Regions from separate parts of the Homo sapiens genome. Here region 2 is linked to region 1. Evidence: read pairs that join two places in POLR2A ChIA-PET (ENCODE). Cell type or tissue: IMR-90. All regions are shown on one strand. Links, peaks and the distances in the headings refer to the core of each region. The heading gives the core; the rest is flanking DNA.

Region 1 (12,899 bases), core at 3,090-11,089:
TCATGGAGACAGGAAGTAGAATGGTGACTTCTAGGGACTTAGGGAAGAAAGGAATGGGAAGTTACTGCTTAAAGAGTTTCTATCTGTGGTAATAAAAAAGTTTTCAAAATGATGGTGATAATTGTACAACACTGTGAATGTAATTAATGTCACCAAACTGTACACTTTAAAAATGGTTAAAACTGCAAATTTTGTTATATTTTACCCCATTAAAAACAATCACTCTGGTTGCCTAGAGCTGGGAAGTTTGCAGGGGAAATAGGGAGTGACTGCTAATGTGTATAGGATCTTTCAGGGGGGCTGAAAAAACTGTTCTATGGTGATAATCACACAACTCTGTGAATATACTAAAAGACACTGTAATGTACATTTTATTTTATTTTATGTATTGTTTTGAGATGGAGTCTTGCTCTGTCACCCTGGCTGGAGTGCAGTGTCATGATCTCGGCTCACTGAAACCTCCACCTCCCGAATTCAAGCCATTCTCCTGCCTCAGCCTCCAGACTAGCTAGGACTACAGGCGCGTGCCACCATGCCCGGCTAATTTTTTGTATTTTTTTTTAGTAGAGATAGTGTTTCACCATGTTAGCCAGGATGGTCTCGAACTCCTGACCTAGCGATCCGCCCGCCTTGGCCTCCCAAAGTGCTGGGATTAGAGGCATAAGCCACCGTGCCCGGCCTGTATTGTACATTTTAAACGGGTGCATTGTATGGTATGTAAATCATATCTCAAAAAAGCTGTTACATAAATGGTGCCTAGAGAGCATATACATGTTCTAAACTCATCCGGAGAGTCAGGGAAGATTTTACTGAAGAAATTAACTAGAAGTTGAGAGTGAAGGAATGAGTTAAATACATTAGGGAGAGGTAGAAGTAGAAGGTGTGAGACTTGGGGGTTGAGGGCATTCTAGACACAAAGGGAAAAGAAGTACAAAGGTCCTTTATGAGTAAGAGTATGACATGTTGGAGGAACTGAAAGAAAGCCACACTGTGCTAGAATCTGGATAGCAAAGTGGTTTAAAATGACACAGGAGAGGTCAGAGGGAGTCATGCCACAAAGGGTCTTTCCGGCTATGTTCATGATTAGGTCGTTACCCCAAGAGCAATGTGAAGAACAATGTGAAGCAATGTGCTTTCATCCTGGTGTGTTCTAAAAAGACCACCTCAGCTGCACGATAGAAAACTGAGAAAAGGGAAGCCACAGTAGGTAGAGGGAACCTAGTTAAAATGCTCTTTCAACAGATCAGCGACAACGGCGGGGCTCCTTGGAGAATGATATTTTAATGACAGCATATTGAATCACTGGAAGGAAGACAAATTATTTCATAAATGGTGTTAGCTCCCTCCCTATTCTCATTCCTTATGCCAAAATAAATTCTAGACGCATGAGTGATTTAACTTTTAATTTTGAGACAGTGTCTGGCTCTGTCACCCAGGTGGGAGTGCAGTGGCGCGAACACACCTCACTGCAGCCTCAACCTCCCAGGCTCAAGTGATCCTTCCCTCTCAGCCTTCCAAGTAGCTGGGACCACAGGTACACACCCCATCTTGCTAGTTTTAAATTTTCTGTAAAGACGGGGTCTCCCTATGTTGCCCAGGCTGGTCTTGAACTCTTGAGCTCAAGTGATCCTCCCTCCTCAGCCTCCCAAAGTGCTGAAATTACAGGTGTGAGCCACCGCGCCTGGTCCAATTTAACTTTTAAAAATGAAGTCACACATAAAATTAGTCAACTACAGCAACAGATTAGAACACAGTATCCACAAATTGACCCATGATTTTACTGAAATTGAAAATATGCAAAAGGTGCCATTTAAAATCATGGATTATTTAATAAATGGCAGGGTGATTGTCTTTTTTTTTAAAGTAAACTGTGACACATACATAAAGCACTGGAAGCCTGAGCAATATAGCAAGACCCCATCTCCACACACAAAAATTTTTTTTAATTAGCTGGGTGTGGTGGCGTGTACCTGTAGTTCTAACTACTCTGGAGGCTGAAGTAGGGGGATCGCTTGAGCCCAGGAGATTGAGACCATAGTGAGCTATGATCACACCACTGCACTCTAGCCTGAGTGACAGAACTAGACCTGGTCTCTTAAAAAAAAAAAAAAAACTGAAAGAACATACAACAGACTTAATATGTGAATAGCTCTGGGGAAGAGAATAAAATTTTAGGGACTAGAGTTTCGTTGTCAATTTTTACATTTCTTATGAGTATGTATTTATGCATTAAGACTTCTAAAATATAAATTTTAATTTTAAAAAGGCACACATACATAACTACAAGAAGATGACTGGGATACATATAGAATATAAGTCCAAGAAACCATGAAGGAAAGGACCAATAATTTTAACAACCAAAACCAATAAAAGTTTCTATAAAACCAAAAATACACCATAAAATGAAAATACAACAAACTTGAAAAACCATGTGCAATATCAGGGCTAGTTTCCTTAATTTACAGAGAACTCTGAAAAAATCAGTATGAAAATGGCAACCTAGAAGAAAAGTGAGCGAAGATTACATTCACAGGAAAATACAGAACCAATAAGCAAATAAAAAATGGAAGTGTAAATCAAAACAATCTTATACCTATCAGGAGATTGGTAAAATTAATTCATCCAGCCAGACACGGTGGCTCACGCCTATAATCCCAGCACTTTGGGAGGCCAAGGCAGGCAGATCACCTGAGGTCAGGAGTTCGAGACCAGCCTGGCCAACATGGCCAAACCCCGTCTCTACTAAAAATACAAAAATTAGCTGGGCATGGTGGCAGGTACCCGTAATCCCAGCTACTCAGGAGGCTGAGGCAGGAGAATTGCTTGAACTCGGGGGGTGGAGGTTGCAGTGACCCAAGATAGCACTAATTCACTCCAGCCTGAGCAACCGAGCAAGACTCCATCTCAAAAAAAAAAAAAAAACAATTAGCCAGGAATGGTGGTATGCACCTGTAATCCTAGCTACTCAGGAGGCTGACACAGGAGAATCGCTTGAACCCAGGAGGTGGAGGTTATAGTGAGCCGAGATTGCCCAGCCTGGGCAACAGAGCAAGACTCCATCTAAAAATAATAATAATAATTCATCCTGGTTAATTTGAATATTCATATTCAAACAAGTATGCAAAATTTCTGTACAGCATGTTTACTGGAATACTGTAACAGCAAAGAAAAAAGTAATGCAAAGTATTTATCAGTGTTGTTCCAATTAAATGATACAATGAGTACATGAGATCCTATACAGCTGTTAGAAAGAATAAGGTAGATTTCTACATGGTGATTTGGTGAACCAACCAACATATATTGAGATGAAATCAAGCTGTAAACAGGGCAAACCTTTCCATCTAATATCCTTCTAGATCTGCTTGCCTGAGCTAAGGGGAGAAGGGGAGGTGAGAATTGGAAAGGGAGATGGAGATGCGGCCTGAGCTGGAGAGGCTCACTTTCCAGAAGGTAAGCAACACCATATGCAAACTCTACTTCACAGTTTTGTCTGAGGCCACTCTGTCAACACCTTTAAAAAAAAAAAAGGGTGATTAGCTTTCACATTAGAGAACTGATTGTACATATGCAACACAGAAAACTCTGAAAGTAAATATAACCTACCCTTATATGTAAAGTTCACCAGTAAATTCCTGTTTCTCAACTGTCTTTTCTTTTTTTGTTTTTTCTTTCTTTAGATGGAGTTGCACTCGTTACCCCAGTTGGAGTGCAATGGTGTGATCTCGGCTCACTGCAACCTCTACCTCCCAGGTTCAAGCAATTCTCCCGCCTCAGCCTCCCAAGTAGCTGGGATTACACACATGCGCTATGCTGGTCTGGATATAAGCAAGTGTTAACTACAGATACTGGTCCATCCTTCCTTAGTCCCGATGTATATCCCCCCAGGTCAATACTGTGTTGGTTAAAATGAAATACTAGTCCATCCTTCCTTACTCCTGACGTGTATCCCCCCAGGCCAATACTGTGTTGGTTAAAATGAAAAGATATTTTACTAAGATTTTCTTATTTTTTAAAAATTTGAGACAGGGTCTCACTGTGTCACCAAGGCTGGAGTGCAGTGGCACAATCATGGCTCACTGCAGCCTCGACTTGCCAGGCTCCAGCAATCCTTCCACTTCAGCTTCCCCAGTAGCTGGGACTGCAGGCACCTGCCATCATGCCTGGCTAATTTTTGTATTTTTGGTAGAGACGAGGTTTTGCCATTTGCCCAGGTTGGTCCTGAACTCTTGAGGTTAAGAACTCCACCTGCCTTGGCCTCCCAAAGTGCTGGGATTATTGGCATGAACCAACAAGCATGGCCTTTTACTAAGATTTTTATAAAAGAAATTAAATACAGAAATGACCACCTCTGTAGCCTCTGAACACAGAAATTTAAGAAAGCACAAGCACATTGGCTTTTATAAAGAAAGGGAGACTTGTTTTTATCAATGTATTATCCATCAAAATTGTAAAACATGGCTATTTTAAAATCTCTTTTTAATTCATTAAATCAACAAAATCAGACTCCACCACCACCCCTAAAAAAAACAGAGCTTCTGGAGGGCAGAAATCTTAGTCATCATCATCTCTGAACACCACCTATATTGCTTAGCCACAGCACTCATAGAATAAATATTTACTGAATTCTTGACAATGTTTATTTTCTCTACATCTATATGTGCCAGGAACAAGTAAATCAACCAGAATTTTAAATTATACTTCAGTCTTAATTAGCCTCCAGTAAAATGAGAAAGTATATTTATAAATAGGACATTCCTCAATAGTGCTACACTTCTGTGGAACTTTCTTCCTGTACACTTGAGCTGTTTTAAGTACTACTCCGTTTTCAGTTAACAGTTTCCATTTTAAAATCACTGGGGGTTTTTTTGAAAATAGAATGAACACAGTTCTCTTTTGGTGAGGACCCAAGAACAAGTGTCAACACAAACCAGCAGCTAGGCACTAGAAGAAAAAAACTTAACCAGTCCCACCGCACATTTAAATCCCTTGGTCTCCAGAGACATTAAGAAGCTGCTCTATCCTAGGCAAGACAGAACAGTTTTACTGAATCAGAATTTTAGTACATCTGCCTCAATGAGGTCTTTGATAGAAAGTAATTTAAAACAAAGTTTCATCTTGTATGTTTCATTGACTTGTTCATCTCCCCGATATATATCGCTAATGTTAGAGAACAATGCTAATACCAAAGTCACGGGGGGCTTGATCCTTGAGGACAAGCAGCTTCAAGACTTGTTTCTCAAAAATGTGCAACAGGTCACAAAGGTCTAAGTCATGAAAACATAAATAGTTTACTAACAAAATTCAAAATAGCCAGGCACGGTGGGCTCATGCTTGTAATCTCAGCATTTTGGGAGGCCGAGGTGGGTAGATCACCTGAGGTTAGGAGTTTGAGACCAGTGTGGCCAATATGGTGTGAAACCCAGTCTCTACTAAAAATACAAAAATTTGCTGGGCATGGTGGTGCACGGCTGTAATCCCAGCTGCTTGGGAGGCTGAAGCAGAATTGCTTGAACCTGGGAGGGTTGTAGTGAGCCGAGATGGCACCATTGCACTCCAGCCTGGGCAACAAGAGCGAAACTCCATTACAAAAAAAAAAAAAAAAAAGAAAATTCAAAATAATCGAGGAGCAGTAAGGGAAGCAAACATAGGCATAGATGAAATAAAACGGACAATAAGTTGATAATTATTGAAGTTGGGTTATAGGTTCTGGGGAGTTCCTATGCTACTTTTTTTTTTTTTGAGACAGAGTTTTGTTCTTGTTGCCCAAGGTGGAGTGCAGTGGCACAATCTCGGCTCCCTGCAACCTCCACCTCCCAGGTTCAAGCGATTCTCCTGCCTCAGCTCCAGAGTAGCTGGGATTACAGGTGTGTGCCACCACGCCCGGCTAATTTTCTGTATTTTTAGTAGAGATGGAGTTCCACCATGTTGGGTAGGCTGGTCTTGAACTCTCAACCTCAGGTGATCTGCCTGCCTCAACCTCCCAAAGTGCTGGGATTACAGGCGTAAACCACTGCACCCGGCCCCTATGCTACTTTTTAAAAATATTTTTATATTTCCATAATAGTCATTTAATTTATATGTCAGCATTTTCCCATTTTTGTGATAGCAATCTGACTCCAGGTATATATTAAGCAACATGGTTTATAAGTGACTTTCTATGTAGCATTAAGGGCAAAATAAACAAACATGTCTGAAGCTCTCAAACAATTCTTAGCACAGAAAAGCAGTGAAAGAACATGAATGTTGGGAAGGCAAAAAGCAATTCCCCTTATTCTGCAGGTCCAGGTCATTTTCTCTCCTCTACAACTAATACAACCTTTCCTGGTAGGGATTGGCAGTAATAACTCAGTTGAGTCATACTGTTGCTATATGTGGTGAGGGAATTTTCCAGTGCTGTTAACCAATTTATCATTGCTGTTAGAACCTTAAACACTCCAGCTCATGCAAGTCTCTAAGAGACAGAGGGAGTTAAAATAGCCGATAGAGTCTCTAAAATGTTTTTTTTTTAATTTATTTATAGAGACAGGGTCTTGCTGTGTTGCCCAGGCTGATCTTGAACTCCTGGGCTCAAGTGATCCTCCCACCTTGGCCTCCCGAAGTGTTGGGATTACAGGCGTGAGCCACGACCTCCGGCCCGAATGTAAGATATTAATATTAAGGGAAGCGGGGTGAGGAGTATACTGTAACTTTGTATTACCTTTGCAACTTTTCTGTAAGTCTAAATTTATCCCAAAATAAAAATATTTACTTAAAAAATGTCAAGTCCAAAAGAACTTTAAAAAATAAATAAATGAATGGGGGGATTTTTAGGGCAGTGAAACAATTCTGTATACTACTACAGTGGTAGATACATGTCATTATACATTTGTCAAACCCCATAGGATGTACAATACCAAGAGTGAACCCTAATGTAAACTATGGACTTTAGGTAACAATGACTTTTCAATGTTAGGTTCGTTGACTATATAACAAAGTTTAACACTCTGGTGTCGGATAGTAGGGAAGCTATGCATGTGTGGGGGCAGGGGATATATGAGAACTCTATACTTTCTTCTCAATTTTCCTGTGAACCTAAAACTGCTCTAAAAAAATGATATTTTAAAAAAATAAACTAAAAAACTGGATGTGGATCAATGAAACAAGACTGGCCAGGAGTTAAAGACCATTGAAACTGGATCATGGGTAACTGAAAACTGTTGAGCCTACTTTTGTGTATATTTTTTAAACCTATAATAAAAAGTGTTTTTACAAAGCTTGTATCCTTAAGAATTATATTTCTATCACTCTGTCCTAAGGGACTGTCTGAATTGTGGATTACTGAAAATTTAAAAAACTATAAAGAACCCAAATGTTAGTAATTAAAGCTATGGTACATTCAAGCAATGAAACATACTATGTAGTAACATGGTATAGCTAGCAAAACTGGCCTCTTGCTAATAGTATCTCTATAGTAGATTTGGCTTATTCTGCTAGGCTATTCCACTGAAAACAAGGAAGGGACATCCCTGAAAAGGGTTAAATATTCCCAATTTTGTTGTTGTTGTTGTTATTTTTGAGGCTGAGACTCACTCTGTCACCCAGGCTGGAGTGCAGTGTCGCCATCTTGGCTCACTGCAACCTCCACCTCCTGGGTTCAAGCAATTCTCCTGCCTCAGCCTCCCAAGTAATTGGGAACACAGGCGTGTGCCACCATACCTGGCTAATTTTTGTATTTTTAGTAAAGACGGAGTTTCACCATGTTGGCCAGGCTGGTCTCAAACTCCCGGCCTCTAGTGACCTGCTCCCTCAGCCTCCCAAAGTGCTGGGATTACAGGAGTGAGCCACCGCGCCTGGCCACATTTTATAACTTGGGAGTTTCTGACTCTTGCTTCTCAGACTCCATTGTGCTAACAGACATAAACTGAAAGCATGATTTGGAAAGTTCTTTTCCTTTCCTTTTTAAGTTAATCCTCCCTGGTACCCACATCAAAACGTAACAGAATAGTGTAACCTGACTGTGAGCTTATCTTCTCTATACATCTTCCAATCCATTCCTTACATTTAAAAAAAAAAAAAAAGAAAAGAAAAAGAAAAAAGAAAAGCAGGATTCTAAGGACCCAGAATTACTGCAACTGGATTTTTTCCTTATTTTTCTCAAGGCTGTAGTATAAAAATATGTACCCTTTGAAACCTCTCTACTCTTTTTGCCAATCCCTGGTTTCCTCTCTCCTTCAAAAAGGTTAGTTCCCAGCTTTTTTTCCAAGAGCAACAATACTAAGATATTCATTTCCCTCCTAAGAAATGAGTCAGAATTCCAGTATGCTCAGTGTGAAATTCCTGTGATTAAGGTTTTTAAAAGTATTTAGAATTACTATCTACCTAGAATTTAAACTTGGGGAAGAATTATTGTACATTAAACTCATTATACCGGTTATTGTTAAGATGATCAGATACTGATTTTTTCTTGTTTTCCTATGTTTCTATACATATTACTTTTTGAACCAAATTACATATTTACATATGAATGTGTAAATATTTACATATATGTACAAAATTACATACATGTGTAAACAACAGATACTACCCAAAATAAAAATAAATGCTGATGTCAAAACTCCAATAACATTAGTAACTTAAGGCCAAGTTTTTATCTATGGAGAGATGTTTGCAAATAGTCCCAAACCTTAAGATTTTAGTTTTTGAAAGATGACCTAAGTGGCCTGGGGACAGAATTAGTAAGGAGACTTTTCACTGTATACGATTATGTGTTTTCTGAAATTACACCATTTGAATATTTTAACTATTCAAAGAGTATTAACTTTGTAAAAGAATAATCTTACAGTAAGTTTCTTGTTCTCTCAACCATAGCCATTAGCTCTAGGGAAAAATAATTATATCTCAATTTACTCGAACTGAATATGCTAAATTGTTTAAACCCTGTCTTACCCTCTATCATCACTGAATTTGTTGGTTAAATATAGCATAAAAGGGATTGTAACTCCATAGGTAAATGTAACAAAATTAACCATATCCCATCATCAATGAAGATATTAAAAAGTATGTAAACAGGCCCTATCATGGATACTTCTAAAGTCAGCCTTTCACCTAAATCTGAGGCAAACATTGTTTGCAAAAATCAGTTTTCAAAGTTTACTCTTCCCTGCCCTACTCACTCTCTGGTGGAAGCTTTAACAGCGGAAGAGAATCTAAACAATGAAACAGTGTATCTAAAACAGTGTATCTACCATAAACTATTAATGTTGGTATAGTATTTTGTTAAATTAAGTTTAAAATAAAAGCAAATGGAAATTCATTTTAAAAACATATAAGACGGAAAAAAATCAGGAAAATGACAATGCCTAAACTAGTTTTGTTTTTTATCTTCTCCCAAGGTGCATCTGCAATCAAAGACATCATCTGGATGCTTACCATAGTTGAGATGACAAACGGAAAAAATGGTAGAGAGAGGAGAGAAGTAAGAGAGAATATTACTCCTGCCAAAGCAAGCCCACTTCTTCAGAAATAACAAGTGAAGCCAGCATAGAAACCTAAACTATCAGTGACATCTACTCAAGTCTTGGCAAATACAGAAAAGGCCCCCAAAACATCAAGAGAGGAATTATCACCAGGGGCTGCTGAGGAGAACTTACACCATAAAGAAAAAGGAAAATGCATTCAATCGAGCCCAACTCATTTGAACACCTTGATACTGAACACTGTAACAGGCATGGGAAAAACGATGAGCAAGATGTGATCACCACTCTCAAGATAACCTCAGTCTAATTAAAATGGGGCTCCAGGAACTGCACTTGAAAGCCCCAGAGTATTGGGAGGCCGAGGTGGGTGGGTCACGAGGTCAGGAGTTCAAGATCAGCCTGGCCAAGATGGTGAAACCCCATCTCTATTAAAAATACAAAAATTAGCCAGGCTTGGTGGTTGGTGGGCACCTGTAATCCCAGCTACTCAGGAGGCTGAGGCAGAGACTTGCTTGAACCCAGGAGGCAGAGGTTGCAGTGAATTGAGATCGCACCACTGCACTCCAGCCTGGGCGACAGAGCGAGACTCCATCTCAAAAAAAAAAAAAAACAAAAAAAAAAAACCAAAGCCCAGTGTAATGAAACTCACTCATTCTCATTCTCTTTTACCCACTCTCACTGACTACACTTCCCAAGCAGCAAGTACCATTGCATAATAGCTTTTATATTTTTTAGGTCTGGTAATTTACAGAAAGGACTGCACACTTTTTTCAACCTGCATGTTGGACCTTGCAGGGGTGTCAAGCCCCCTGTTGAGAAGAAAGTGAGTGTGAATAGACTCAGTAGGAAGCAGCATTATGGAGTAGAGATTTGGGCATAAAATGGCAGCAGGGATGCATATACACCACATACTCACCTCTCCTGGCTGATAGATCCTTTATATTCCACAAGCCTGTCTTTGGAATATATGTGATATACTATCTCTAACCAACAAATTAAGTGATGATAGAGGGTAAGACAGGGTTTAGATAATTTAGCATGTTCAGTTCAAGAGAAAATTGAGATATAATTAAATATATATGAGAAAATTGAGATAATTATAATTTAATTTATTATATATACCAATAAATATAATTTAATTTATTCTATATATCAATAAATATAATTTATTCTATATATCAATAAATATAATTTATTCTATATATCAATAAATATAATTTATTCTATATATCAATAAATATAATTTATTCTATATATCAATAAATATAATTTATTCTATATATCAATAAATATAATTTATTCTATATATCAATAAATATAATTTATTCTATATATCAATAAATATAATTTATTCTATATCAATAAATATAATTTATTCTATATCAATAAATATAATTTATTCTATATCAATAAATATAATTTATTCTATATCAATAAATATAATTTATTCTATATCAATAAATATAATTTATTCTATATCAATAAATATAATTTATTCTATATATCAATAAATATAATTTATTCTATATATCAATAAATATAATTTATTCTATATATCAATAAATATAATTTATTCTATATATCAATAAATATAATTTATTCTATATATCAATAAATATAATTTATTCTATATATCAATAAATATAATTTATTCTATATATCAATAAATATAATTATATATATCAATAAATATAATTTATTATATATATATCAATAAATAATTTATTATATATATTTATATATATCTCAATTTTCTCAAAAATATTTATATGTATATATAAATGTATATATATATTTATATATATTTATATATATATATATATTTTTTTTTTTTTAAGAGCAAGATAGGGACTCACGCTCTGTGGCCCACGCTAGAGTGCAATGGCAATCATAGCTCACTGCAGCCTCAAACTCATGGCTCAAGTGATCATCCCATGTCAGCCTCCTGAGGAGCTGGGACTAGAGGCACAGGCCACCACACCCAACTACTTAAAAAAATATTTTTGCTGGGCATGGTAGCTCATGCCTGTAATCCCAGCACTTTGGGAGGCTGAGATGGGAGGACTGCTTGAGCCCAAGAGTTCAAGACTGGTCTGGGAAACAGCAAGATCCCATCTCTATTAAGAAAAAAAAAAAAAAATTCGGATGGGCGCTGTGGCTCACGCCTGTAATCCCAGCACTTTGGGAGACCGAGGCGGGCGGATCACGAGGTCAGGAGATGGAGACCACCCTGCCTAACACGCTGAAACCCCGTCTCTACTAAAAATACAAAAAATTAGCCAGGCATGGTGGCGGGCGCCTGTAGTCCCAGCTACTCGGGAGGCTGAGGCAGGAGAATGGCGTGAACCTGGGAGGTGGAGCCTGCAGTGAGCCGGAGATCGCGCCACTGCACTCCATCCTGGGCGAGAGAGATAGACTGTATCAAAAAAAAAATTATTTAAAAATAAAAATAATTTTTTTTGTAGAGACAGAGGTCTTGCTATGTTGCCCAGGTTGGTCGACATAGCAAGGCCAGGCTGATCCTCTGGCCTCAGCCTCCCAAAGTGCTGGGATTATAGGCGTGAGCCATTGTGCCCAGGCTGGAATATGCTGAATATAAAAGTGCTTGTGAGCTGCTATGTACTATAGGAATGTAATGAAAACGATATTTTACTATTACTGTTTCTACAACAATTCACTTTTATGTGGGAAGTGGTGAGTAAGTCCTGATGACCCTGTGTTAAATCTTTAAGGCCAAATGTCTTCTTTGGTCCTGGCAGGAATAAACAAGTTTTTCAAAAATGGTGTGCAAACACACACACACACATACATAATTACAACCAGCAAATCAGATTATAGAATTTTCTGAACAAATTCACCTCAAAATATATCTATTTATATTTATATATCAAAATTGGAATCACAAATAAATGGGGAAGGGATTGCAATTTCAATAAATTCAGTGCTAGGAAAACCTACAGTGTTACAGCTCTTTTAGAATTTGTCTAGCAGGCTTTCCGGTTTTTGCTGGAAAGCTCCCCAGAAAAAATTCCAAAAAGAAAAAACCTACTAGCAGTTAAGGAGGAAAAAAATCAGCAATTCTACCAGATAAGTAAGGTTAACATTTATTTGATCTTCAGGGAAGGACCCCCTACAGATACATACAAACTTTCCATCCATTAAAGTACAGAGAGAAAACAAAAAAGATAAATACAATGAAAAATATCAAATTTAGGACATAAGACTGTGCATTTAAAAAAAATCCCAAGTAAAATTAAAAGAGCAAAAGAATTAGGGGAAAAAAACTCCAAACATTCCACTAATATAGCTGGCAAAGACATTTTAAAAATACAGAGCATATGCAAACCAATTCTTTAGTAAGATGGAACCATTTATACACTGCATTTGAAATTACAAACTATGATAACTTTTCTGGCAATACAAATCCAGATGTTAAAAAAACGT
Region 2 (12,899 bases), core at 3,393-11,392, 200 kb after region 1:
CCTAAAAAAAAAAAAAAATTCAAAGCATGTTATTTTAAAATATGGCAACTATCTGAAGAAACAGTTAAGAAATCTTGTCAAGAGTAAGCTTTGGGACTAGAAAACACTAGGGCAGAAGACTTACTTTCATTGTAAGCCTTTTGTTTCTTTAGCCACTGTGTATTCTTTTTTAAAAATAAAAGTTGATAGTCAAAGATCTTTCGTTTTCTCTGTATTTTAATTACATTTCTCCAAGTACACATTGTGCTTCCTGTCACTGCGCATTTAAAATTACTGTTTCTCCTTTTGTAATGCGATTCTCTTCCATTTCTTCTTTTTTATTTTCGAGGTAGAGTCTTGCTCTGTTGCCCGGGCTGGAGTGCAATGGCATCATCTCAGCTCACTGCAGCCTTGACCTCCCGGGCTCGAGCGATCCTACCACCTCAGCTTCCCAAGAAGCTGGGATACAGGCACAAGCCACCACACTCAGCTAATTTTTGTAGTTTTTTTGTGGAGACTGGGTTTCACCATGCTACCCAGGCTTTCCATTTCTATAAATCGAAATCTTATCCTTTAAGGCCACCTCCAAATTCGACCGCTTCCATGAAACTTCCCAAATCTCCCACAGGACTCAATTGTTCCAGTAGTGATACATATTCCACCTTTTATATTCTTTTTTGTTGTTGTTTGTTTGTTTGAGACAGGGTTTCACTCTGTTGCCCAAGCTAGAACGCAGTGGCACACTCATGGCTCACTGCAGTCTCAACTTCCTAGTCTCAATTGATCCTCCCACCTCAGCCACCCGAGTAGCAAGGATGACAGGTGGGTGCTGGCTAATTTTTTTTTTTTTTTTTGTAAAGATAGGGGTCTCGGCCAGGTGTGGTGGCTCACGCCTGTAATCCTAGCACTTTGGGAGGCCAAGGCGGGTGGATCACAAAGTCAGGAGATCGAGATCATCCTGGCTAACACGGTGAAACCCCGTATCTACTAAAAATAAAAATAAAAATAAAAATTAGCCGGGCGTTGTGGCACGTGACTGTAGTCCCAGCTACTTGGGAGGCTGAGGCAGGAGAATCACTTGAACCCGGGAGGTGGAGGTTGCAGTGAGCCGAGATTACGTCACTGCACTCCAGCCTCAGTGAAAGATGAGACTCTGTCTCAAAAAAAAAAAAAAAAAAAAAAAAGATAGGGGTCTCACTGTGTTGCCCAGGCTGGTCTCAAACTCCTGGCCTCAAGCAATCCTCCTGCCTCGGGCTCCCAAAGTGCCAGGATTACAGGCGTGAGCCGCCATGCCCAGCCTCACCTTCTATATTTTTGTTAGCTGTCTGTTGATTGTAAACTCCTTATGCACAATATTTTTACGTCAGGGCATGTAACAAGCACTTAATTAATATCAACTTTATTAAATTTGTCATAAAAATCAAGAGGAGCAGAGGAAATGGGACTAAGGAGGGTGCCATCAGTGACATTAAGTGCATCAGAAAGGTGGAGCATATTAGAGCTAGACATTGTATGTGGCCAACGGTTTGAGCATTTTTTTTTTTTTGAGACGGAGTCTCGCACTGTTGCCCAGGCTGGAGTGCAGTGGCACAATCTCCGCTCACTGCAACCTCCACCTCCCGGGTTCAAGTGATTCTCTTGCCTCAACCTCCTGAGTAGCTGGGATTACAGGCACACACCACCATGCCCGACTAATTCTTTTGTATTTTTAGTAGAGATGGTGTTTCGCTATGTTGGCCAGGCTGGTCTCGAACTCATGACCTCAGGTGATCCACTCACTTGAGGATTGCAGGCATGAGCCACCGTGCCTGGCCTGAGCATTTTGTTAGTTGTTCTCTTCCAATCCCTGAGGAGGTTTGATCGACTGATGGGATTAACAGCTAGTGTAGAAGTTAGAGGGTGATGAGCTAAAATTTTGGGGAACAATCTGACTGTTTAAAGGGAACTACAATAATTACAAAATAGAGTCAGGTGTGAGACACTTGTGCCAGGCACATTTTGTGACAGAAGGATACAAGTCTGTAGGGAGAGAGAAATGGAAGATGTTGGAGAGATGGAAAGTTCTGTCTTTTGGTGGGAAAGGTGGGATACAGAAAATGAATGAATTCTATAATCACGGAAATATATAAAGACAGTAATAAAATGCTGTCTAATGTATTGTGATTGCTTTGAGCTATTTGGGAGGCCGAAGTGGTAGGATGGCTTGCATCCAAGAGTTTGAGACAGGCCTGGGCAACATAGTGAGACTCTGGCTCTACAAAAAATAAAAAATTAACCAGACGTGGTGCTGCTCACCCTGTTGTCCCAGCTACTCGGAGGCTGCAGTGAGCCGTGATTGTGCCACTGCACTTAGCCTGAGCAACAGAGTGAGACCCCATATGGGTGCGGGTGTCTGTGAGTGTGGGTGCGTGGTTGTGATTGTGGTGTGGGTGTCTGTGGGTATGGGTGTGAGTGTGGTTGTGATTGTGTGGGTGTGGGTGTGAGTGGTGATTGTGTGTGGGTGTGGGTGTGAGTGTGGTTGTGATTGTGTGTGGGTGTGGTTGTGATTGTGTGTGGGTGTGTGGTTGTGATTGTGTGGGTGTGGGTGTGAGTGGTTGTGATTGTGTGGGTGTGGGTGTGAGTGTGGTTGTGATTGTGTGTGGGTGTGGGTGTGAGTGGTTGTGATTGTGTGGGTGTGTGGTTGTGATTGTGTGGGTGTGGGTGTGAGTGGTTGTGATTGTGTGGGTGTGGGTGTGAGTGTGGTTGTGATTGTGTGTGGGTGTGAGTGGTTGTGATTGTGTGTGGGTGTGGGTGTGTGTGGTTGTGATTGTGTGTGGGTATGGGTGTGAGTGGTTGTGATTGTGTGTGGGTGTGAGTGTGGTTGTGATTGTGTGTGGGTGTGTGTGGTTGTGATTGTGTGTGGGTGTGTGTGGTTGTGATTGTGTGGGTATGGGTGTGAGTGGTTGTGATTGTGTGTGGATATGGGTGTGAGTGTGGTTGTGATTGTGCGTGGGTGTGGGTGTGTGTGGTTGTGATTGTGTGTGGGTGTGGGTGTGTGTGGTTGTGATTGTGGGTGTGGGTGTGAGTGGTTGTGATTGTGTGTGGGTGTGGGTGTGTGTGGTTGTGATTGTGTGGGTGTGGGTGTGAGTGTGGTTGTGATTGTGTGTGGGTGTGGGTGTGAGTGGTTGTGATTGTGTGGGTGTGTGGTTGTGATTGTGTGTGGGTGTGGGTGTGAGTGTGGTTGTGATTGTGTGTGGGTGTGGGTGTGAGTGGTTGTGATTGTGTGTGGGTGTGGGTGTGTGTGGTTGTGATTGTGTGGGTATGGGTGTGAGTGGTTGTGATTGTGTGTGGGTGTGAGTGGTTGTGATTGTGTGTGGGTGTGGGTGTGTGTGGTTGTGATTGTGTGTGGGTGTGGGTGTGAGTGTGGTTGTGATTGTGTGGGTATGGGTGTGAGTGGCTGTGATTGTGTGTGGGTGTGGGTGTGTGTGGTTGTGATTGTGTGTGGGTGTGAGTGTGGTTGTGATTGTGTGGGTGTGGGTGTGAGTGTGGTTGTGATTGTGTGTGGGTGTGGGTGTGTGTGGTTGTGATTGTGTGTGGGTGTGAGTGGTTGTGATTGTGTGGGTGTGGGTGTGAGTGTGGTTGTGATTGTGTGGGTGCGGGTGTGTGGTTGTGATTGTGTGTGGGTGTGTGATTGTGCGTGGGTGTGTGGTTGTGATTGTGTGTGGGTGTGGGTGTGAGTGGTTGTGATTGTGTGGGTGTGGGTGTGTGTGGTTGTGATTGTGTGTGGGTGTGGGTGTGAGTGTGGTTGTGATTGTGTGTGGGTATGGGTGTGAGTGTGGTTGTGATTGGGTGTGAGTGTGGTTGTGATTGTGTGGGTGTGGGTGTGAGTGGTTGTGATTGTGTGGGTGTGGGTGTGTGGTTGTGATTGTGGTATGGGTGGGTGTGGGTGTGGTGATTGTGGTGTGGGTGTCGGTGTGGGTGTGGTTGTGATTGTATGTGGGTGTGGGTGTGAATGTGGTTGTGATTGTGGTGTGGGTGTCTGGGTGTGGGTGTGGTGATTGTGTGAGTATGGGTGTGAGTGTGGTTGTGATTGTGGTATGGGTGGGTGTGGGTGTGGTGATTGTGTGTGAGTGTGGGTGTGGTTGTGATTGTGTGGGTGTCGGTGTGGGTGTGGTTGTGATTGTGGGTGTGTGGTTGTGATTGGTGTGGGTGAGTGTGGGTGTGAGTGTGGTTGTGATTGTGTGTGGGTGGTTGTGGGTGTGTGGTTGTGATTATGGGTGTGGGTGGTTGTGAGTGTAGGTGTGGTTGGTTGTGATTGTGGGTGTGTGGTTGTGATTGTGGGTGTGGGGTGGTTGTGAGTGTGGGTGTGTGGGGGTAGTTGTGTGCTTGTGATTGTGGGTGTGTGGGGTGGTTGTGAGCATAGGTGTGGTTGTGGGTGTGTGGTTGTGATTGTGGGTGTGTGGTTGTGATTGTGGGTGTGTGGGTGGTTGTGAGCATAAGTGGTTGTGGGTGTGTGGTTGTGGGTGTGAGTGTGGTTGTGATTGTGGGTGTGTGGGTGGTTGTGAGTGTGCTTGTGGTTGTGATTGTGGTGTGTCTGGTTGGTGGAGCTCGGGTCGTGTCTGAGTCCTACTGCACATGCAAGGCTGGCAAGTGTGTGTTGCATTTTGTTTCCACAGAGAAAAATGGACGCTGCCTCATAAGGTAGCAGTTGTGGGGAGGGTTCCCCAAATACAAAACGGGGGCTCAGGTACTGGCTGGGCAAGAAAAGACGAGAAAGTTTTCCTGTCGATGTGGCCTCTTGGAGGCTGAACTGTGTGGCAATGTAACTAGAAACTGGAGACTTTATTTATTTATTTATTTTTTCTTTATTTTATTTTATTTTATTTTATTTTTTTGAGACGGAGTCTCGCTCTGTCGCCCAGGCTGGAGTGCAGTGGCGCGATCCCAGCTCACTGCAAGCTCCGCCTCCCAGGTTCATGCCATTCTCCTGCCTCAGCCTTCTGAGTAGCTGGGACTACAGGCGCCGCCACCACGCCCTGCTCATTTTTGCTATTTTCAGTTGAGACGAGCTTTCACCGTGTTAGCCAGGATGGTCTCGATCTCCTGACCTCGTGATCTGCCCGCCTCGGCCTCCCAAAGTGCTGGGATTACAGGCGTGAGCCACCGCGCCCAGCCCGAAACTGGAGACTTTATACCCTGGCTCAAGAAAGCCTGATGCAGGCCCAGAGCCTGGAGAGCAGATGCTGCACCAAGCAGGAACAGCGGAGTCTGCGAGCGCGCCCACCTGCTGCCTGAGGATGTCCTGGCTGGGGACACCCCTTCTGCTTCAGCAGTGGTAGCCGCTGCGAGCAGGCGAGCGGAGGCGGATCATGAGGACGCCCTGGCCGGCTGTCCCTGCGCTTCCCAGAGCTCACTCGAACTCAGCCGCCAGGGAGACTTCCCATGCAGAGAGCAAGAAGCCATCCATCATGAACATATGGGCTTCTGGTTACACAGTCTTTTGTGTCTTTGCCTTATCATAAGGGCAGTCTTGAGTGTGGCCATGAGTGCGTGGAGGAAACTTTCAAGATCTTTAGGCCGGGCGCGGTGGATCACGCCTGTAATCCCAGCACTTTGGAAGGCTGAGGTGGGCAGATCACAAGGTCAAGAGATGGAGACCATCCTGGCTAACACGGTGAAATCCTGTCTCTACTAAAAATACAAAAAATTAGCCGGGCGTGGCGGCATGCGCCTGTAGTCCCAGCCACTTGGGAGGCTGAGGCAGCAGAATGGCATGAACCCGGGAGGCGGAGATTGCAGTGAGCCAAGATCATGCCACTGCACTTCAGCCTGGGCGACAGAGCGAGACTGTCTCACAAACAAACAAACAAACAAACGAACAAACAAACAGATCTTTAAAGGTGGCTGGGCGCAGTAGCTTACACCTGTAATCCCAGCAATCTGGGGGGCCAAGGTGGGTGATCACTTGAGGCCTGGAGTTCGAGACCAGCCTGGCCAACATGGCAAAACCCTGTCTCTAGGAAAAATACAAAAACTAGCCAGGCATGGTGGCGGGCGCCTGTAGTCCCAGCTACTCATATAACTCGGTATATGTCATGCATATCATTGAATTGTACATTTAAAGCAAGTGGATTTTATGGTATGTAACTTGTATATAAGTCCCCTCCTGAGTAACAGGGTAGGTGGGAGGGCTTCCTAAGAACTCCTTTGTCCAGGAGCCCCAGCTTTAGTCTCCTGAGTTGGACTCTGCATCATTTTATTTGTTTATTTATGAGACACAGTCTCACACTGTCACCCAGGCTGGAGTGCAGTGGTACAACCTCGGCTCACTGCAACCTCTGTCTCCCAGGTCCAGGCGATTCTCATGCCTCAGCCTCCCGAGTAGCTGGGATTATAGGCATGCACCACCATGCCTGGTTAATTTTTGTATTTTTAGTAGAGACGGGGTTTCACCATGTTGGCCAGGCTGGTCTTGAACTCCTGACCTCAGGCGATCTGACTGCCTTGGCCTCCCAAAGTGCTGGGATTACAGGCATGAGCCACCATACCCGGTCTTGCATCATTTTAAAGGCACATTTCCACCCCTGCCTGGTTGCTGCCACTTGACTGACACCGTAAGGTATTCAACCCTTGCCTTACAGGATTCCTGCCGGAATTTACACAGCAAATGTTTCTCTTATATTTGAGGATTCCTAAGGCGCAGAGAATCGAGTTTCAATGCCAGCCCTTTCTGGGCTTCTGCTGAATTATCATTGTTGTATGATATTAATCATAAGCAGGGACATTAAAATGGAAATGAACTCAGGCAGAAATCCTGATCTGCTCTTCCTCTGCTGTCAGAATCCTGCTCTCCCCAAAGCCAAATGGCAGTGCAGGCCATGTGTGTGCACAATGGCTTCCTCTTGTTTCTACCTGTTCTGGAATATCTGTAATTCCTTTCATCCTTCTATATGAACTGTAAAATCTAGGTAACTGTGACCCTTAAAACACAATAATTGTCAGTAAGATAGAAATCATGCATCAGTGAAGAATAAGGTCTTCAGAGGCTGGGCACGGTGGCTCACGCCTGCAATCCCAGCACTTTAGGAGGCTGAAGCAGGCGGATCACGAGGTCAGGAGTTCGAGATCAGCCTGGCCAACATGTTGAAACCCCCTTTCTACTAAAAATACAAAAATTAGCCAGGCGTGGTGGCGCACAACTGTAATCCCAGTTACTCGGCGGGCTGAGGCAGGAGAATTGCTTGAACCTGGGAGGCGGAGCTTGCAGTGAGCCGAGATGGTGCTACTGCACTCCAACTTGGGCAACAGAGCAAGACTCCGTCTTGGAAAAAAAAAAAAAAAAGGCCTTGTGACAACAAACACGTCTCTACCATTTCCATGAAAAGGTGGAATTACCCTGAGACTGGAGATGATGTAATATTTGAGATATATATATATATATTTTAGACAATCTCCCTGTCACCCAGTGGTGTGATCATGCCTCACTGTAGCCTGTAGCTCCTGGGCTCAGGTGATCCTCCCACCTCAGTCTCCCAAATAACTGGAACTACAAGTGCACGCCTGTCACCATGCCCAGCTATATATATATATATATATATATATATATATATATATATATATATACTTTATTTTATTATTATTATTTTTTTTAAAGAGATGGAGTCTCGCCATGTTGCCCAGGCTGGTCTCGAACTCCTAGACTCAAGCAGTCCTCCTGCCTTGGACTACCAAAGTGCTGGGATTACATGCATGAGCCACTGTGACCAGCCTACTTAAAGTCCCCATTTTACAGGCAAGGAAACTAAGGAAAATTTAGTTGGTGGCTCGCCGGAGTTGATAACATCTTTGTTAATGTTTTCCTTTGAATAGCTGTGGGGACTGAGAAATGTTCGACTACCATGCTGTGTGGATGCCTTGTCATTAAGACAACCTCCAAGCTGTGTATGTGTAGAGAGAAGAAAATGAGGCCGGGCGCGGTGGCTCATGCCTGTAATCCCAGCACTTTGGGAGGATGAGGCGAGTGGATCACAAGGTCAGGAGATCGAGACCATCCTGGCTAACACGGTGAAACCCCATCTCTACTAAAAATACAAAAATTATCCGGGCGTGGTGGCGGGCGCCTGTAGTCCCAGCTAGTCGGGAGCCTGAGGCAGGAGAATGGCGCAAACCCGGGAGGTGGAGCTTGCAGTGAGCCGAGATTGCACCACTGCACTCCAGCCTGGGCGACAGAGCCAGACTCTGTCTCAAAAAAAACAAAAAGAAAATGAGAACCAGTCTACTTTTAATATCCCTAATGAGCCATGGCTTCTAAAAAGACAGATCCTGTGCTCGTAATTATAAGCTTCCATGGGCAGCCGAGCTGCCAAATGGTCAAAAAATGCAGAGCCCTTAGTCCCTGGGTCCGGCCTACATCTAAAAGTAAGGCAGTTTTGGGGTAACCAGTATTTTGCTTTTCAGCTTTTGGCCTGAGGTGGGTTGCAAAGGGACAGCTTCCTTTCAGTCCCTGCGGTTGACCTTCCTCTTGGAGGGGACATGCCAGATGCATCCAGAAGGCTAAACTGCCAGGGTTTTCTTGGGGTAGGGGTTGGGGGGCCACCAGGGTGGAGCTCTTCAAAAAGGCTCTGAAAAATGGGTGCTTCGCGGGCTGCCTTGCTTTGGAGAAGTCCACTAAGCTCCTAAGGTGGCACAAAATTTGTCCAAAGGAGCCACAGGAATTACTGACACACAGAATTTGTGCTTTGAGTGGGGCGTGTCCCCTGTCCCTCAGGACTACAGTGGATAGAGAGGTTTCAGGGCTGGGACCAGCTCTTCCCCAGAGCAGGGAAGTTTAAGGCCCAGGGAGGTTTAAGGAGTGTTGGGATTCGCTGAAGTGGTGGCCTTCTTGTCTTTCCCCAGCCCTCAGCCTGGAGAGCCACCTCCAGCTTCAGGCCCAGCTCCTTGTGCCCTGAGGTAGGGCAGTTTGCTCAGGCCAGTCACTTCTTCTTTTTTTTTTTTTTTTTGAAACGGAGTTTTACTCTTGTTGCCCAGGCTGGAGTGCGGTGAGCGCGATCTTGACTCACCACAACCTCTGCCTCCCGGGTTCAAGCGATTCTCCTCTCAGCCTCCCAAGTAGCTGGGATTACAGGCATGTGCCAGCACATCTGGCTAATTTTGTATTTTTGGTAGAGATGGTTTCTCCATGTTGGTCAGGCTGGTGTTGAACTCCTGACCTTAGGTGATCCGCCCACCTCGACCTCCTAAAGTGCTGGGATTACAGGCGTGAGCCACTGCGCCTGGCCCAGTCACTTCTTTAGACACCTACATGCTCATAACAGTTCTCAGAATTGCACTTCAGTAGAAAAGGTGAGGATTTTCTGCTTCTACGGCATCCATCAGGGTTCTGAAGTCCACACAAAATGTATCACCTGGAACAGTCGCAGCTGCCTGTGTTATGTTGCTAGTCCTTGTAAGGCACCAATCCTGGTGTTTTTAATGTCGGCTCCTGGCATCGTGCCTAGTCTCTACAGATTACAAATGCCTGAAATGATGAAAAATGGCGACTCCCTATTTTCTAGTTGGCTTTTGCAGATCCAGAATCAGCACTACGGTGGCTCCTTACATGTCTTACTGACTTCTAGTGGTTTTTTTTGTATTAGTCCATTCTCATGCTGCTATAAAGAACTCCCTGAAGCTGGGTGCAGTGGCTCATGGCTGTAATCCCAGCACTTTGGGAGGCTGAGGCGGGTGGATCACCTGAGGTCAGGAGTTCGAGACCAGCATGACCAATATGGTGAAACCCCGTCTCTACTAAAAATACTACTACTCAGGAGACTGAGGCAGGAGAATCGCTTGAACCCAGGAGGCGGAGGTTGCAGTGAGCTGAGATCGCACCATTGCACTCCAGCCTGGGCAACAAGAGCAAAACTCCGTCTCAAAAACAAAAAAACAAAACAAAACAAAAGAAAACAAAAGCCTGCCTGAGACTGGGTAATTTAGAAAGGAAAGGTTTAATTGACTCAGTTCCGGATGGCTGGGGAAGCCTCAGGAAACTTAATCATGGTGGAAGGGGAAAGGGAAGCAAGGCACTTCTTATACGGCAGCAGGGGAGAGCCAGAGCAAGGAAGGGCCACACCTTTTAAACCATCAGATCTCATGAGAACCACTATCAAGAGAACAGCATGGGGGAAACCGCCCCAGATTCAATCACCTCCCACTAGGTCCCTCCCTCGACATGTGGGGGATGGCAATTTGAGATGAGATTTGGGTGAGGACAAAGAGCCAAACCATGTCACTATTCAAGCTTCTTCAGGAAGAATGGATGTAGTGCTATTTACTAAAAATAACAGGTTTTATTCAGAATGACACGGTCCTTGCTCAAGAACAACAGGAGTAACCAGAGAATGAGGGGAGATAAGTTAGCAATCAGTATTGATAAAGAAACATTTGAGAAACACCCCAAAACTGAAGTACTGATCAGCAGCCTGGCCCAGGTTCCTTAGAAATGAGACCTGTATATGTTCCCGTTAGGCTTTTTTTTCTTTGACACAAGGTCTTGGTCACCCAGGCTGGAATGCAGTGGTGTGATCTCAGTTTACTGCAGCCTCTGCCTCCTGGACTCAAGCAATCGTCCCACCTCAGCCTCCCGAGAAGCTGGGAAAACAGGCACGCACCACCATGCCTGTCTTATTTTTTTAATTTTTTGGTAGAGATGGGTTGTATGTTGCCCTGCTAAGACTTTGAACTATGATACAATAGTGAAATAAATGAAGGTTATTACTCTCATGGGAATGAAAAGTTGAAGGTATGGTTTACAGCAGAAAGGCACTTGATTCTGCACTCTCATTTCCATCCTCCCTACCTTGCTGGCTTATAGCGAACTCCTTGTAGGAAATGCTGTCACCGTTACCTAAGCAGGCTACAAAGCTGCTTGTCAGAGCAGGACAGTTCATGTGAGTAGCAAAGACAAAAAAGTCTTGTCAGTGCAAGTATTGGGGGTGGAAGGTCAACCCATTATGGGTAAAATACAAAACTAGGCATGATAGCTTTTCCTTTTTTTTTTGAGACAGGGTCTCAGCCTGTCACTCAGGCTGGAGTGCAGTGGTGCAAAATGTACGTTTCAGGCCTTTATTTACTTATTTTGAGACGGAGTCTCGCTCTGTTGCCCAGGCTGGAGTGTAGTGGCACAATCTTGGCTCACTGCAACCTCCGCCTCCCTGGTTCAAGCGATTCTCCTGCCTCAGTCTCCCGCGAAGCTGGGACTACAGGCGTGCGCCAGTATGCCTGGCTAATTTTTTTTATCTTTAGTAGAGACAGGGTTTCACTATGTTGACGAGGCTGGTCTCAAACTCCTGACCTCAGGTGATCTGCCTGCCTCAGCCTCCCAAAGTGCTGGGATCACAGGTGTGAGCCACCGTGCCCAGCCTATTATTTTTGAGACAGTTTCATTCTTATTGCCCAGGCTGGAGTGCAATGGCGCAATCTCGGCTCACCACAACCTCCGCTTCCCAGGTTCAAGTGATTCTCCTGCCTCAGCCTCCCACGTAGCTGGGATTACAGGCATGCGCCACCAAGTCTGGCTAATTTTTTTGTATTTTTATTCAAGACGGGATTTCTCCATGTTGGTCAGGCTGGTCTCGAACTCCTGACCTCAGGTGATCCACCTGCCTCAGCCTCCCAAAGTGCTGGGATTACAGCCATGAGCCACCACGCCTGGCCTATTTATTTTTGAAACAGTTTTGCTCTGTTGCCCAGGCTAGAGTGCAGTGGTGTGATCTTGGCTCACTGCAACCGACGACTCCCAGGCTCAACGGATTCTCCCACCTCAGTCTCCTGAGTAACTGGGACTACAGGTGTGCACCACCACACTCGGCTGATTTTTGTATTTTCGGTAGAGACAGGGTTCACCATGTTGCCCAGGCCAGTCTTGAACTCTTTAGGTCAAGTGACCTACCTGCCTCGGCCACCCTCCCAAAGTGCTGGGATTAAAGGTGTGACTCACTGCGCCCAGCCATGATAGACTTTCTTACCTCTCGTTCTGGTCACCTCTTACTCCAGATACATTTATGTAATCTGCTTGCTCTCTTGAATTTGTTATGGAACTAAATATGTGAGTGCAGAACTTGCAATGAATGGATGAACCATAGACTAATATGAATCAAAGGCTGCTATTAAATTCTTAGGTTAAAAAAATAACTTCTTGGCCAGGTCTGGTGGCTCAGGCCTGTAATCCCAGCACTTTTCTAGGAGCCTGGGGCAGGAGGATTGCTACAGTGAGCCATGATCATGTCATTGCACTCCAGCCTGGGCAACAGGGTAAGATCTCATTTCAAAAAAAAAGCCACCCCCTAAAACAAACCTCGTTTGGAAATTCCGAATGTGCCTCAGAATTTATCATCCACTATGTTCTTCCTTAGCCACTGTAAGCTACCTCAGAGTACCCAGCCAGGAAGTTTGAAGGTGGCTTTTGATTTCTAATTAGGATATTCAGACTCCAGCATCTCAACAGAAAATATGCAGAGACATTTTATCAACTTGTGACATACCAGGGGTACATGAATATTCAGGGCTCCACACTACTATATAATGCTGCATTTCTTGGTTTTATTTGAAACAGTGCATATTTTTAGCATTTTATGGTAGGATTTTACACTTGTCATTTACACAAATTACAAGGTTCTGCTTCAAGTTTTTAAAAAAAATTTAAAAATTCAGCCCATGTGCAGCACAAGAATATGCAAAACTACTTTACATTATACACACTTTTTATCAAAGGAGATACAAAATTCTGGCTTGTTGTTTTAGACAAATACAAGAAGCTTCAAACTAGACACAAAGGGTTAACATTAATTCTCAAATATAAGTCTGCACTTTTGTGTTGTAGTTCTCTGAGATGTGAATACCAAATTCCTAAGGGATTTTAATGTTTTCCTTTGAAAAGGAAAACTAAAAAAATTCCCGTAAAC

The links. Peaks named below come from ENCODE experiments on the same cell type or tissue, not always from the same donor. Only the 100,000 strongest peaks of a DNase experiment are listed, where the experiment ranks them.
Region 2: POLR2A ChIA-PET joins it to region 1 with 8 read pairs; 2 of 35 experiments call an interaction of 5 or more read pairs at or near these places.

What each region holds. Positions count from the first base shown.
Region 1 is chr4:39,608,600-39,621,498 of GRCh38, forward strand. The region is part of intron 1 of SMIM14 (small integral membrane protein 14); the gene reads right to left. It also overlaps the pseudogene RNU7-11P. Among named protein-coding and RNA genes, the nearest start is that of SMIM14, 24 kb to the right of the region's middle. RefSeq lists enhancers at 882-981, 1,222-1,421, 5,326-5,375. In IMR-90, for the core only: no CTCF peak of the experiment used is centred there; a DNase peak (open chromatin) is centred at 6,382.
Region 2 is chr4:39,810,346-39,823,244 of GRCh38, forward strand. PDS5A (PDS5 cohesin associated factor A) reads right to left here. Exons shown (of 33, transcript NM_001100399.2): 33 at 12,518-12,899. Among named protein-coding and RNA genes, the nearest start is that of UBE2K, 120 kb to the left of the region's middle. RefSeq lists an enhancer at 9,854-10,391. In IMR-90, for the core only: no CTCF peak of the experiment used is centred there; no DNase peak of the experiment used is centred there.